Regions from separate parts of the Homo sapiens genome. Here region 1 is linked to region 2. A link is a loop called in an ENCODE intact Hi-C map of the cell type or tissue named here. Cell type or tissue: OCI-LY7. All regions are shown on one strand.

Region 1 (8,000 bases), 110 kb before region 2:
GTCCACCTGCAGGGAAGATCGGCTGTTTCTCCCTGTCCACCGGGCCATGAGGGTGTCCTGGTCATTTCTAAGCATCACCTGCTCCTCCTCAGTCGAAGTGGGAGAGGCCTTGGAGGCAATGTAGTCAGGCCGTGCAGCGTTCAGCCCATGGATGGAGTTGGCCAGGAGCTTGCAGTCGCAGACCGTGACCAGCTGCCGTGTCTGCAGGTGCACACAAACCAAGGCTGCTGAGCCCAGGCCAGGGGCTGGGGAGGCCCCTGCCTTATCTCAGAAATGGAGAATGGGCTTAAAGCCCAGCACTGCACCCCTCTGCCTTTCTCCACAGTGCAAAGCAACTGAAGGGCTACATCCCTCAAGATGTCTGAGTACAAAGACTGCCATGTGGCCCACTTGGGCTGAATCTTAACAAGAATTTCCCACCAAGGAAGAGAAGAGGTTGAGAAATCTCTGACATTCTCTGATCCCTGCCTACCTCTGACCTGTGATTGCTAGGGGAGGGGCCTGCAGAGAGAGCCCACTGCCCCAGCCTTGACAGACTTCCACCTTCCAGGGAACAAGTGTCCAGGGGTCAGGCCTTACTTTGGTTCAATTGTGTAAGTCTTATCTTTTGTTCCTCAGCATCTAATACCTCAAGTTCTGGGTTCTGGGTAGCTGGCCTCCTGGCACAACATGTCTGGTTTTGGAGAATTCTGCATGCAACACGGGTTCTGTGGTTCATAATGTTACTGCTGACAACTACATCTTTCTTTTCCAGGGGATCTAATCCCCACCTCACACTCTATGCTGTGTGAACACCTGTGAAGGATATAACACATTCTGATCAGGAACAGCAGCTCAACAGCACAGTGAGTGTGAGTGTGGAGGTATAGTCAGAATCTGGGGTGTGTGTGTGTGTATGAGAGCGTGTGTGTGTGTATGAGAGCGTGTTTGTGTGCGCTGAGAGAGAGACCAAGTAATGGGGAAAAGTATCATCCATCAAAAGGGTCTGATAATAGCCACTTCCTCAGTAGGGATTAATACTTACATATTTTAAAACCAGGATCAAGTTATGGCTAAGTAGAAGCTGGTTTACTGACTATATGTAAGCCAATAAAATTATATTCTTCTTATGTCTGTATAATAGCTCAGTTTCTGTTTTCAAATTCAACTAAAATAGAAATGTGGCCAAAAAAAAAAAGTGCTAGTTAGGCTGTTACTGAGAAAGAAGTGGAACTGTATCACCCTCAACAAAATGAGCCCCATGGACTTGCTGAAGGGCACATGTGCCTGAAGCTGCACCTAAGAGTCATGAGCCCTGGGCTCTGCCCTTGGTCTGTCCAGCTCTGCGGACAAATCACAAAACCTCCCTGGGCCTTTGTGCGAAATGGACCTAAGGTAGACCTTCAAAGTCATCCCAATGTCACGCTCTTTGTGGACCATCTTAGGTACACCTGGGCTGCCTGGTGGCTTCCAGAAACCCAAGGAAACTCCCCAGCCCATATGTAGCAGGGCACCCCTCCTACCTTGTCTGCCAAGATGGCGAGTGTCCTCTCAAGGCCAGTGGCAGACCTGTCCTTGGCTGCCCTTGACAGCCGCTCTGCGTAGTAACTCACTTGGGTTTTCAGGGTGTTGATCTGGGCGATGATCTCCTTGGCTCTGACAACATCCTGGGGTATGTAGATTATGGACTGGCAGCCAGATGATGTACTGGAAAGGATAAGAATGGATTCTAAGGGATTCTCCAGAATCTGAAAAGGATGACAGCATCATTCCAACCCCAGCCACAATTGACCCTAAGATGAAGTGTTCTGTGACTCAGGGATGTTCTCTCAAGCTACTCTAGTTGTTGATGAGCAAAGTATATCTTAGGAGATTCTTCCTGTCTATATGGCAGGAGCTTGAAATATTAAACTATGACTCAGTCTTTTATCTGTATTTGCATGTATCTGTATTTTTACTTGTGTATGTAAATGTATGAACAGGTATTGAACAATCATATCCCATAATCACCCAAATGATCGTAATCTTCCACCTCACAACCTCATCTATTAACTTATAAGCAGTACTTAAGTGGAGACATAGAGGCCATTTACAGAAGAAGGGGTCAGGTTATCACAGTGTAGCAGAGACTGCAGTGGGTGTTAGACTTTGTCCCCAAACAACCAAAACCTATTTTTTCTTTTGGCCAATCAGGCATTCAAGCTCCCTGTGAACATACCCACAGTCGTCCTTCCTCTCATGTCTGACCCCAGCAAGTCCCTAGAAAATGGGGTTTCCTTTCCCTTTCCTTCGCTCCAGGACTTCCCTACTTTGAAAAATAACGTTTCATCAAATGAAGAAAAAGTGGAGAACATGCCAAGCCACAGGCAAAGCCGGACTCCTCAGTGGCTTTGTAACCCTGGCTCTCCCTCCTTCCCACCTCTTCGCCACCAAGCAGCGTGTGTGTCTAGGGATCTGATGCCAAGCCTACAGCCCAGCCCCTCCCAGCACAATCAGGAGGCTCTGAAAGACCAACTTCACATCCTCCCGCTGTGGGGGCCTGGCCAGTGTGTTGGGTCCAACTAAACGGTGATGATAAATTGCATGTCTCTTAGCCTGATCCCAATCAATCCAATATTATAAATTTATTTTTCAGACCATCTGAGGAAGCTGAAGAAAGCAGGAAGAAGTACAAGCCACCAATGCAGAGGTCTCCTCCTAAAATTTGAAATTGTGAGCTCTGGGTAGAATGGGTGTCCCTTCGCTCATGGGATGAGGGGTCCTGACTGGTCCCTAAAGGGCTACCCTTTGAATTCTGGGGAAGAGAGAGAGAGGAGGAGCGAGGGCACCTCTCACCACATCCTCCATCACTTCCCCTGGAGATGACAGTCACCTTGGTCAGGGCTGAGAATCTTCCCCATTGGCCCCTTCCCAGGGAAGTCCCAAAGTGGTTCATCAAGAAACCACCACTACCCCTTCCCTTGCTGGATTATGTGGCAAACATGCAAAAACCGAAAACCAAAGCACCCCGGAAAGAAACACCACCACCACAAGCCCACACGCCACAGTAAAAAACAATGGATGTGCCAGAAGCCCATGCAGCAGACCGCACTCAAGCTCGTGGGGCACAACAGGAGTCATTCCACAGCATGATGTGCACACTACTTTCCAATCTGCAATCACTCTTCCAAATGAATAGCTGCCTTCTAAGACCATTTCATCTTAAAAAGACAATCTCAAAATAGGATTTTAAAAAATCAATTCAGCCAAGCATGGTGGCCTATAATCCTAGCACTTTGGTAGGCCAAGGTGGGTGGATTGCTTGAGCCTGGGAGTTCAAGATCAGCCTGGGCAACATCGTGAGACCCCACCTTTTAAAAAAATTTAAAAATTAGCTAGGCATGGTGGCTTGTGCTTGTGGTTCTGGCTACTTAGGAGGCTGAGGCAGGAGGGTCAACTGAGCCCAGGAGTTTGAGGCTGTAGTGAGTTATGACGGTGCCAGTGCACTCCAGCCTGGGTGACAGAGCAAGACCCTGACTCCAAAAACAGTGGAAAAAAAAAAAGGATTCTTCCCAGGCCCCCAATATTTAGAGTACATATATAAAATGTGCTGTATGTAGATCTACTTCTGTGTAAGGAGGTGGCTGTGTACCCTTCAACAAATACATACCCTCTGCCCAGGCCAAGAGAAAAGCACTACCCTATACTTGCCCTGTATTCTCACAAGTCATGTTTTAATGATGATACCTGGGACTTATGCATGGGATATACATGGCAGGGGCAAGAAAAGGCAAATTTCAAAGAGGTGCTGTTTAGGATGATGAGGAAAATACAAGCATGTGTGCTCAACTACCTAGTTTTAAAAACCAGGCAGCCACATGAGGGCGGCAGGATGGAGGTGTAGACATGAAGCCTAGGGGCAGCCCCAGGAGGCAGTATCCTAGGTATAGCCCTTGGACTTTGCATTAGGCCCCCACCCCAGACCCGGACCTACCCAGAGCTGGGGTCATGGGCTAAACTGAAGATGCCATGAGAGCGTAAGGGTGGAGTCTTGTGGCCCTGGCCAGGAACTGCTGGTAACTGCTGAGCAACAGTCACTCTGGACATTAGAAGAGCAGGATCACCTCTGCAGAGGCTGAGCCCCCATGGAGCTGGGTTCTGCAAGGGTAGGAGGATTGGGAGGCTGGGTCCTCTCTGCCTGGGATTTAGCCCCTCACAGTCTCCAGGCAGGGACACTCCTTCTGCCTGTAACCCTCCCCGCTCCATCCCCTCCCTGCTTCAGGGACAGTCTTGTATATGGGGAGCAGGGGGGAGACGGCAAGGGGTGACCAGGCCCAGATTGGGCTATGGAGGGTCCTCAGAGGGAACCCAGGAACGCAGAAAGTTCCCCAGGAACAAGGTTCAACCCAAAACACCTGGGTTGGGATTTACCAAGGAGCAGGCCTTGGGGGCAGCTCCTTGGTAAAGCCAAAGGCCTCTCCCCTCCCATTCCTCTTCCTCTGCCCCGCTAGACTCAACCCCTAAGTACTTTACTTGTCCCGTTATGGGAAAGATCAGGCCTTGAAAGAGTCCCCAGTAGAGAAAAGGCAGGGAGGGGAGGCTGAGAGGCCACTTCCACAGAAGTAGCATGGGTCTGCTCCATTAAGGAGGCAGGAGCAGCAGCAACCGTCCCTAGATGCCCTCCTCCCTCCCTTGTACCTAAAGTACCCCCAGGGAAAAGGACCCCCAGGGGGAAGTTGAGAGGCCTCAGCCTGGACATCGGGGAATGTCCTCAGTGCTTCCTCCTGTCAGATGCCACCAGCAGAGCCTGACACCTCCAGCAGGGCCCAGCCATAGCCCCTGAGCCCCATGGGTCACAGGCTCTGAGGCAGCAGCATTTCTTGAGGGGCTGCAGGTGCCTCTGAATGAAGCACCACTGCAGAGCCTCTGTTATGAGCCTGGGGAAGCAGTAGAGAAGCCCAGGCAGCAGACACCGTGGTTTCTAACTGTCATCTAATTATCTGGTGGAAAAAGTCACTCAGTTGTATTAAATCTTGGTTTGTACCCACCCCCAGGGGTAAAACTGACCTTGGTAACAGTGTTATTAAAATCAGCATAAATTAATAAGCATCATGAAGATGTAGGCTGGCTTCATTTGTATAAGAGGTAATAGTGAAGTGAAAACTGAAAAGCCACAAGACTCCTGTATAAGAAGACAGGAGTTCCCAGCTGCACCCAGGGGCTGACATGAGAACCCAGCACCCAGGGGCTTCCTGGGTCGGGCCCTTCCTCTTCCTGGGAGAAACAGAACTAGGTCCTTTCTCAGAGTGAGTACGACAACACCCAGCTGCCAGGTTTTAAAGGTAAAACAGCAGACTGAAGATTGGCTATTCATTATTAAAGAACATTGCAGTTGGAAGGGAGGACTGTTTATGAGGTGTATAACTAGGAACCATGGCAGCACCGCAGGGGAAGCCCACAGGAGGAGGTGTGGGGATGGCACAAGCTTTCTCTGCATGAGGACGAGACCCAAACAGACACTCTCTCCACAGACAGAAAACTCACCAACACTCCTCAAAACTGCTAAAGAAAAGAACCAAAATGAAATATTAGCAGTTTGTTAGCAAATACCAAATGCAAAAACAAAAAATTAAAAAGCCAACTTATTTTTTGTCAAAATACTTAAAATTATTTGTTGAGGTCCCAACTACAGGGATGACTACAATCATGAGCCCAATGTGCTTATTCCTTAGAGCAGCGTCACTCCCTGTGCTCAAGCCCCAGGGAGACATCCCACCTCAGGCCAAGTTACCTCCGCATTTAAAGGAAAGTTCAAATCATGAATACCATATCTATAAGTGGCTTGATGGCATTAGTGAGAAATTAAATAGAAACTTATATATTTGAAAAATACTAAGAGGTATTTTGAGAAATAAATTCTAAAGTTAACATGCAGAGTTATCAGGAATCAACACCCCAAGCCTCCTGGGACAAAGACCCCCAGAAGGCCCCCTTCTTGACTGGCCAGAGTTACTATGGGTTCTCCTTCAGGGCCCCACCCCATCTCAAGCTGCACGCTCACACTCTCCACAGGGCAACATGCAATGGAGCGACAGACACGCTTTCTGGCTGGCTGTGCAGAGCTGCGGTGGCACAGGAAGCTGCGTCTTCTTCCTATTTCCCAAAGGGACCTGGAGTCAGCAAATCCTAAGACAGGTCTGGTTACCTGGTTTGTCTTAGGGAAGCACCCCTGGGAATGAATCAAAGTCAAGTAGGTTGTCTGGGGGCCTGAATTCCCCTTCCCTGTTTCTCCTCCCTCCGGGACTCACCGGGCTCTGGGCCCACCCAGGCAGCCTGTGCACGTATCTGAATGGTGACTTCTCACAGGGTACGCTCTTCCGTTCCCTGCTCAGCCTTGCCCATGATCAGTGACGCCCCTAGCTGCCTCCCTGACCCCCTCAGCCACTGATCTGACCTTTCACCTCTTTCAGTTTTCTCAGATCACGTCCTGACTCCCAGCCATGGCAGCACAGTCAGGTGCCAACCACCAGCTCCATGGCACATGCCAGAGCTCTTCACCTGACCATCCATGGGATTCTTGTGACGCTCCCTGGGCCTTTGCTCACCTTCCCTCACGCTGTTCCATGCTTGCTTGCTGAGTCTGACCCTCCCCAGCCCACATGCTGCAGAGGCTGTCGACGGATGCTTCTGCTTGTTCCTTCCCACCTCAAACATCTCTCTGCAGCCCCACCTCTTCTCCTGGCCCTTCTGATGAACACCTGCTCTTGCCTCTTTCCATCCTGTGAGAACCCGGCTCTAACACTGTTTTCCTCTCATTCACCTTACCTCATCCACTTCTGTCTTTCCTATCAGCCCAAACACATGCTAAGTCATAATTATTCTCCCTAAACCAAACACCTCATGCTACTTCCTCTACTTTGTGGTCACAGTCCAAGGATCTTACTGGTCATCTACACTCATCACCCCCACTTCCTGAGCCACTGAAATCTTCACAGGTGATGTTCTGGAAGATCATCAATGCCTCCTGCACATCTAACACAACAGCTTGGGTTTATTTCTGGCTCTCTCCCTCCCACCCCTGGGGGCTGGGTGGATGCCCTGCTCCATGCACCCCAGCATCCTCAGCATGCTTGTTTCAGGCCCTGTTCATGCCAAATGGTGCTTGCTGACTTGTCTACTCCCAGGCAAGGCCCTGAGCTCCTGGAACCAGGCCTAGATCTGCTGGGGGCTGTAACTCTGGTCACAGAGCAGGCTGGCAGCAAGGCCAGTCCTCTTAGCTCTCCGCCCCCAGCACTGTGCACCTGGCCACATTTCACCATGTGCAATGCTTCTGCCATGTCTTTGTCTGAAATGCCCTTCACCACCCTCCCTACCTGGAAATTTCCTGCTCAGGACAGTAGCTCTGTACAGCCCCCTGAATGTTTCAAAAACTGGGAATGTTTACCACTGCTGTCCTCTAGGAAACAACATGCTCCAGGCTCGATGCCTATGGTGCTCAACTGACTGGCCAGGGACTCTAAAGGATGCCAAGCCAGCAGAGTCTACATAGGGCGGTTGCCTGGAGCACCACTTCTGAGGTGGATCACAATCTGCTCCTCATTTTGCAGGACAGGACCATTGATCCAGTGCCCTCATCACCCACCCAGCTCAGTCACACATAAACAGAGCAGCACAGGCTCCATAAGGCAGATCCTCCTGCCACGCAAAAGCAGATCAGATGGCTGGGTGTTTTTGCGGTCATATTTTGATTTTATTTTAAACTGAGAAAAGAAGCATCAGAAAGCTGTACAAGGACCACAAACCCTCTCTGGCTACTTACTGTTTCTTGGTCTCTTCAAATTTGTGCAGCTTTTTGCGGAGACCTCCTGACTTAAAACCTTGGCAGTGTGCTGCTGGCGCCCCAATGGTGACGATGTCGTAGTTCTGATCTGAATGACAGAAAGCTCTCCTCCATTACTCTGGGCTCAGGCCTGTGGACAAGCCAGCTATAGGGATATGCACACAAGTCTGGGGTCCTGACCCTCCAGCCCACTGCTGTACAG
Region 2 (8,000 bases):
TACAGAGACAGAAAAACTTAATGCAAAACAGATGATCTAGGATTTTCTTTTGCTATAAAGGACATTATCGAAGCAATTGACAAAATCTAAATACGACCTGTACACTAAATAGTGTTATATCAACATTAATTTCATGATTTTTTTTTTTTTTTTTTTTTGAGACAGTCTCACTCTGCTGCCTAGGCTAGAGTGCAGTGGTGTGATCTCGGCTCACTGCAACCTCCACCTCCTGAGTTCAAGAGATTCTCATGCCTTAGCCTCCCAAGTAGCTCGGACTACGAGCACACGCCACTATACCCAGCTAATTTTTGTATTTTTAGTAGAGACAGTATTTCATCATGTTGGCCAGGCTGGTCTCAAACTCCTGGACTCAAGTGATCCTCCCACCTCAGCCTCCCAAATTGCTGGGATTATAGGCATGAGCCACTGCGCCCGGCCATGATTTTTTTTTTTTTTTTTTTTTTTGAGACAGAGTCTCACTCTGTCCTCCAGGCTGGAGTGCAGTGGTGCGATCTCTGCTCACTGCAAGATCCGCCTCCCAGGTTCACGCCATTCTCCTGCCTCAGCCTCCCAAGCAGCTGGGACTACAGGCGCCCACCACTAAGCCCGGCTAATTTTTTGTATTTTTAGTAGAGATAGGGTTTCACCGTGTTAGCCAGGATGGTCTCGATCTCCTGATCTTGTGATCCGCCCGCCTCGGCCTCCCAAAGTGCGGGGATTACTGCTGTTATGAATATCCTTGTTTTTTGGGAAATACACAGTGAAGTATTTAGAGGTAAAAGGGCCTCAAGCCTGCAACTTACTATTAAGCAGTTCAGGAAAAAGTAGTAACACACAGGAATACAAGAGAATGATAAAGCAGTGTAACAGAATGTCCACATTTGGAGAATCTGAGAAACCTTTGGCTTATTCTTGCAACTTTTCTGTAAGTCTGAAACTATATCAAAATACTAAAAAAAAAAAATTAGAGAATAACATGTGCATATGAATAGAAATATAGGTAAATTCCCTGGGATTAGCTTCATGATGGTATTTTCCTTAAAAACACAGAGACAAAATGAAGCAAGCCTGCATGGGCGTTAATATTGGTCTCCTCAAAATATGTTTTCCTCACAGAACTTCTGTTTTAGGACACTGAAAAAAAAAGCCGTTTCGAAGGCTCTCTCAAGACCAGCTCATTAATCAAGTTCTACAGAAGCACCAACATAATCAAGCCTTTTTCGCTGCAGATTTGTGCTATTTTTTTCTCAGTGAAAGTCAAAGCCTCCTGACACCATGAGTAGTTGATGATGTTGTGGCAACTTTTCTGGAATACTAAACTGAAAAGGAGCTTTTCATTTAAAAACGAAAACAGGATGAAACAGTCTTGGTGGAAAGCCTCCCCCTCCACTCTGCCTCACTGAACTCTTGAGATGTTAAGCCCTGGGCTGGGGATCAGTGGGGCAGTCGGTCCCACACCGCCTTCAGGTCCATTCCCGTGTGCATTTGAAGAGATGTTGGCTGAGAACGCTCCCTCTTAGGCAGGCAGCTGGTTAAAGGGACTTGCAGGGCTGATAGTTCTCTGTCATACACATCCCATTTTTCTAGTGCTCTACAGTTTACAAATAGCTCTCGTGTATTATTTTATTTCATCCTTCCTTAAAGTGATTTTTTTTTAAAAAACGCTAATATTCAGTTTAACAGCAATACTACAAAATATCCAGTTTTGAAAACAGGGAGGCACTATAATATCTGCCCTTGGTTCTGAATCTAGTTGGGAAACAAGACTTACCCAAGCAGATTAAACACCCTGAGACAGAATAATCTAAATGAAAAAAGTAGCTACATGATGAGTAAGGTGGCCAGGTAAGCAGACTAATTCTATAAGGAGCTCAGTAGAAACACAATGTTTCTTTCTCTTTGAATTTGTCCACATCCATTTCTTTAAGCCTTTTCTTCAAGCCAAACTCTACCAAGCAGCTCTGGCTTCACAGGCGTGTTTACTAGACATCACAGGGAATGAGGCACCGAGAGGCCCGTTCACATGCAACGCCACCCCTGGGACAGACAGCATCACGGCCTCCTGGCACCACTCCTGCAACAGACCAACCACACTGCCCTTCTTACATGGGCCCCATCATTCATCTTTCTTCAAAGAAAACAGTACATTAGCAGTCGACACTTCAGCAAAGAACCCCCAAAACAAATGCCCTAGCCTAGATCCAAAAACAAAATTTCCGTTAAAGAAAGTGTGTTTTTCAACCAAAGAAAAATTAGGCTCAATTCTAGGACAACCTATAGCAAGCAATTCTACGTGCACTGGCCAACGCCAACAGCAGCTAGATTCCAAAACAAACTCAGCAAAAAAGGCTCTGCTCTCACCTTTTAGAGATAAGAACCAGAGTCAGCAAGCGGCAGAACCATGATTCACACCGAAGTCAACCCACTCTGTCCTCAACCCCACTGGCTTCCCCATGGTCCACACAACCCACTGTGAACAGATGGACCAGTCAGAATTTCTCTGCAACACCCAAATCGCCACCCCACCCCCATTCCCTTGGTTTAAATGCCCTGAGGGGCAGGCGACAAATCAAATTCCACTCTTAGGCAGGTTCCCAACACAAGACACATTCAGTGGCAAAGCAAAAGAGAAGATGGGCTCTACCACATATAGGTCTTTCTTACCCAGAGGAACATTTTCATGGTCTGTCATTACGGATGAACTCGGGGCAGGAAGAACCCATCATTATGTAATGTCAGAGGGCAGGCGACAGGGGAAGGGAAGCGAGACCATCAACATTCCCTTCCTTCGCCCACAAAGACACAAATTTACCTCTGACATTTTGAACGTCTGTCTTCTGGGGCCTACCCATTCCTGGCTGGCTTTTCAAGAGACAGCCACAGATCCCTGCACATTTCTCAGGCCTCAATTAATTGACTAGCAAAGCCAGAGAGAAATAAAATATAGAAAGCAAAGATGCTAGAAATGTTGTCGGGGTCTAAAGGCAGGCAGAAAATGGAAGAGTTTCGAGGATGGAGACCAGATTTCCCACACGGAGATGCATGTTTACTTTCACCCGGTTATGTTTCCACCCCAAACACGGCAAGGCCTCCAGCTTCAGGAGCCCGTAGACCCAGCCCTGGAGCCGCATCGGGCAGGCACCGCGTCTGCGTCCCGCGGCCACGCGCCCGCTCGGCACCCGGCTCCCTGCTGGGGCGGCCGCGTCTTCACGGGGCTGGGGGTCGGCCGGGCTCGGATTGTTCTCAAAAGACGCCACCGCAGGTGGACCACTGGCACCGTTAGGCAGTGCAATTTCCATGAAAACCGCGGGCGCCGTCCACATCCGCCCCAGCGGGGACCTGGACGCGCCCCCGCGCCCGCTGTCCGTCCCCGGCCCCGGCCCCCGCGGCGGCCGCGTCGCCTCCTGCCCGGCCCGGCCCACCTACCTGGCGCTCCCCGGCCCCCGGCGCCAGCCGCCCCGCTGTCCCGCCGGGCTGCGCGCCAGAGCCCCGCAGCAGCAGCAGCGCCGCCGCCTGGCTGTGAAGTCGCGGGCTGCGGGCCCGGCCTCAGGTGCTGGTCCTCCTGCCCCGGCCCACGGAGCCCGACCCGGCGGCAAACCAGCAGCGAACCCTCCACGCGCGCCGCAGCCCTAGCCAGCCGCCGCCGCTCTAGACGCCGGGCGCAGCCCCGCCCTGGCCCCGCCCCCTTGTCGCGCATGCGCGCTGAGGGCCCGGCCCGCGCCCTGCGACCCCCGCCCCACTACCAGCCCGAGCTGGGTCCGCCCTCTGAGACAGTAGGGCCGGTGACCGAGCTGCTCGCGCCAATTCCTACTGCTAGGTTCCCACAAGATCCCACCCTATCCTGTGACTGCTTCACCTGCAAGGAGTTCTTGAACTTCTGGACTTGACTGAGCGATGGCATCTTCACCCTGTCATCCACTGAGGCATCTGAGGCCCTGACGGATCCCCAAGGGAAAGTTTCCTGGAGGAGCCGCGACCCGGGGATGCGCCCCCAACCTTTTGCCCTCCGGACAAGAGCACTTCCTGAAGTGCAGACGTACTCACTCCCCAGGAGATGTTTAGGAAACTGAACATTCCAACCAGACAAGCAAAAAATTAAAATCTTAATTCTTTGAAAATACAGACTTGCAAAAAAAAGAAAATTGCTAACCTCTAAGTGTATGTCCTTCCGGACCTGTTCTGGCCTGTGTGCATAAGTGTGCACTAACAGACTTGCAACAGCATCAGTCCTTACACTTTGCCCCAAGTTTCTATTTTTCCATAGACAAAAACAATAATCAGAAGTTTTGGAAGAAAATTTTCACTTTGACTTTAAAACAGCATTTCTCCTTGAGCAAGGGCAAATACTGGACTGAATGTATCCTTATCTTTGAGTCTTCACATTTTATCCGAAAAAAAAATTCTTAAAATGATTTTAATTCAATAAACCAGAATACTTCTCAGGCAGAGCATTTAAACATATAATTTGCTTCAAAAACAAAAGAGATTAACCAGTTAGGAATGGAAATTAAGAATTCTCTGAACTCATTTAGAATTATGTCTGATCCTCCTCATGTCACCAAAATACAGACAATAGTCTGGAATAAAAATAAACAAATATAAAACGAGTTTTTTGGGGAGCCTGAGGCAGGAGCATCGATTGAGCAGAGGAATTTGAGGCTGCAGTGTCAGCCTGGGAGACAGAGCAACACCCTGTATCTCTAAAAAAAAAAAAAAAAAAAAGAAAAGAAAAGAAAAGAAAAAAGAAAAAGAAAATGTCCTAGTTTTAAATTTTTATTTCTTTACTTTTTATTTTATTTCTCTTCTGAAAAGTAACTTAGTAATAAAACAGTTCCCTCTTATTATTTCTCCAGCTAAATGGAAAGAAATATTGACAGAACCTTGACTCCACAGTACAAAGTTAAAGCCAAGAAAATCAAATTTGTAGAAATGCAAAAATATTTTTGCATTTTTTTTAATTACTGTGACCAATTAGTTTGCTTGGAACAGCCCCAGTTTACATCTTTTTGCAGCAAAATTATTAATAGGGCCCTCTTTCACTCTCAAATGTATTCCTGTTCAAACAATAAATTTTATGGCCATGCTGTTTATTTATTTATTTTTGGGATGGAGTTTCGCTCTTTTTGCCTAGGCTGGAATGCAATGGCGCGATCTCGGCTCACCGCAACCTCTGCCTCCCAGGTTCAAGCAATTCTCCTGCCTCAGCCTCCCAAGTAGCTGGGATTACAGGCATGTGCCACCACCCTGGCTAAATTTGTATTTTTAGTAGAGACAGGGTTTCTCCATGTTGGTCAGGCTGGTCTTGAACTCCTGACCTCAGGTGATCCACCCGCCTCGGCCTCCCAAGGTGCTGGAATTACAGGCGTGAGCCACCACGCCTGGCAGTCATAATCAAGCTAAGAAAGTTGTTAAACACTAACTTTTAAAAAAGAAAAAAAAATTAAATTTATAAAGATTTAAAAATAGATATCAGTCTAATTTCAGTATTCATTCATTTAGTACAGTAACACTGAATGAGGATCAGCTTCCAATAACATCTGTCACTTGACTGTTATGTAATTCTGGATAATCTTCAAAGATCAATCACATTTTCAGTGTGGCAAAGAATGAGGCCCTAATTCCACCGTAGAATGAAAATTATCAAGAGAAAAGGGAGCCATGTGTTAGTTAATACTGTAAAAGGAAAATAAAATCTCGGGACCCCCAAACTCACTACTCCAAAGGGAAAAGCTAAGCTTGGGAACTGAATCATGCAAAAAAAACTGCCTTCCTTTTGTTCCTAAAGAGATAGCTGCAAGATAGAAGGCCACATATCTCCCCAGGTGGCCTCCCTCACCCTGACAATGTAAATTAACAGCTTATCGTCACAGGAATGGGACAAAGACAAGCGGAGGAATCATCCTTCCACCCACCCCAAGACAAATGCATATTTGACCTCTTCCTCTACTCTCTGTTTACTTACCTTATGTAAAAATGCATAATTCACTGTTCTTCTTTCCCCTCCTGCCCACTTTTTCCTCTTTAAGTATTGAAGTCCCCAAAACCCTCTTGGGAAAAAGCATAGGCCACAGATCCTACTGATCCTACTGTAGTTTGTGCCTCATTTTCCCAGTTGCATCCTCAACCTTGGCAAAATAAACCTCTAAATTGACAGATCTGTCTCAGACACCTTTTGGTTTACAATATCATGCTATATCTTCCCTAAGCATCACGATGTGATAGCTAAGTATGCTGGTGGTAAAGTATCTCAGTCCTTCAGAAGTTCTCAACATGGGGTCCCTAACCAGTCACATCAACATCCTCCCAGAACTTGCTAGAAATGCAAATTCCCAGACCCCATCCCAGATCTGCTGAATCAGAAACTCTAGAAGTGGGGCCAAGTGACCTGTATTTTAACAAGCCCTCCAAGGGATTCTGATGAACATACTGACTTAAATGATCTATATACAATAAGTAAGCTTAAGGGAGGGGACCACCCCTCATATTGTCTTATGCCCAATTTCTGCCTCCAAAGAAAGAAGAAGTAAAAACTGAAAGGCAGAAATGAAATCCACAGGCAGACAGCCCAGCGCCGCGCCCTAGGCCTGCTAGTTAAAGATTGACCCCTGACCTAACCAGTTATGTTATCTATAGATTCCAGATATTGTATGGAAAAGCATTGTAAAAATCCCTGTCCTGTCCTGTTCCATTCTGATTACCCGTGCATGCAGCCCCCAGTCATGTACCCCTACTTGCTCGATTGATCATGACCCTCTCACACGGACCCCCTTAGAGTTGTGAGCCCTTAAAAGGGACAGGAATTGCTCACTCAGGGAGCTTGGCTCTTGAGACAGGAGTCTTGCCGGTGCTGCCGACTGAATAAACCCCTTCCTTCTTTAACTCAGTGTCAAGGAGTTTTGTCTGTGGCTCGACCTGCTGCAAGCTGATTCAGATTATCTACATACAATAATTAAGAGGTGAACAGTGTTATCTTTAGGACTAGAACCATCCTACATGAGAATTTATCTTCAGGCCATTTAACAGGATATTTTTGTAGGGATACAGTCAGCTATCCAAATCTATGGTTTCCACATCCATGGATTCAACCAAATCACAGATCAAAAATGTCTGGAAAAAAAAATCGCATCTGTACTGAACTTGTATGGACTTTTTTTTCTTGTCATTATTCCTTAAACAATAGAGTATAACAATGATTTACATAACATTTACATTGTATTAAGTATTATAAGTAATCTAGAGATGATTGAAAGTATACAGGAGGATGTGCATAGGTTATATGAAAAAAACTACCCCATTTTATATAAGGGACATGAGCATCCATGGATTTTCATATCCACCAGAGGTCCTGGAACCAATCTCCCATGGATACTGAGGGACGACTACATAGAATATGTGTAACCTTGAGGCTGAGCACGGTGGCTCCACCTGTAATCTCAGCATTTGGGGAGGCTGAGGCGGGAGGATCACTTGAGGTCAGGAGTTTGAGACCAGCCTGGCCAACATGATGAAACCCTGTCTCTACTTGAAATATAAAAATTAGCCTGGCATAGTGGTGCATGCTTGTAATCCCAGCTACTCAGGAGGTTAAGGCACAAGAATCACTTGAACCCAGGAGGCAGGGGTTGCAGTGAGCCTGGGCAACAAAGTGAGACCCTGTCTCAAAAAAAAAAAAAAAGAAGAAGAAGAAGAAAGAGTATGTGTAACCTTGAAAACCAACAGCCCTGCAACCATAAGAGCAGTCTAGCAGCCACTGGAGGGACAAAAAGGATGTGGAGCACCTGAAAGAGCCCCATCCCCAGAGTCTTGGCACTATTTACTTGTCTGGCAGCTTCCTGGAAAAGCTACATTCCCAGGGTTTGTCTTTAATTGGCATAACTCAGAGCTTGCCCTGTGCAAATGGTCCTCTCCACAGGGCATTGTTGAAAACAATCAGTAACAATTGTTTAATATTACAGCAGCCTCAGGTAGTGACACCAGTTACAGCTAACAATAGGCTGACT

Evidence for each region. Peaks named below come from ENCODE experiments on the same cell type or tissue, not always from the same donor. Only the 100,000 strongest peaks of a DNase experiment are listed, where the experiment ranks them.
Region 1: a loop joins it to region 2, with 2.3 times the contacts of the local background. A loop is called at or near these places in 3 of 110 quality-filtered maps.

The regions. Positions count from the first base shown.
Region 1 is chr2:98,546,472-98,554,471 of GRCh38, reverse strand. INPP4A (inositol polyphosphate-4-phosphatase type I A) reads right to left here. Exons shown (of 25, transcript NM_001134225.2): 13 at 7,778-7,886; 14 at 1,503-1,686; 15 at 1-201. Among named protein-coding and RNA genes, the nearest start is that of COA5, 58 kb to the left of the region's middle. RefSeq lists enhancers at 1-98, 5,308-5,397. In OCI-LY7, CTCF peaks have their summits at 3,636 and 3,855 (motif pointing right); DNase peaks (open chromatin) are centred at 201, 4,921, 5,171 and 6,881; H3K4me3 peaks cover 2,806 bases; H3K27ac peaks cover 4,643 bases.
Region 2 is chr2:98,440,512-98,448,511 of GRCh38, reverse strand. It overlaps INPP4A (inositol polyphosphate-4-phosphatase type I A), which reads right to left and starts at 3,654. Exons shown (of 25, transcript NM_001134225.2): 1 at 3,427-3,654. RefSeq lists a silencer at 3,185-3,824. In OCI-LY7, CTCF peaks have their summits at 3,854 and 4,062; DNase peaks (open chromatin) are centred at 3,241, 3,681 and 4,181; H3K4me3 peaks cover 2,440 bases.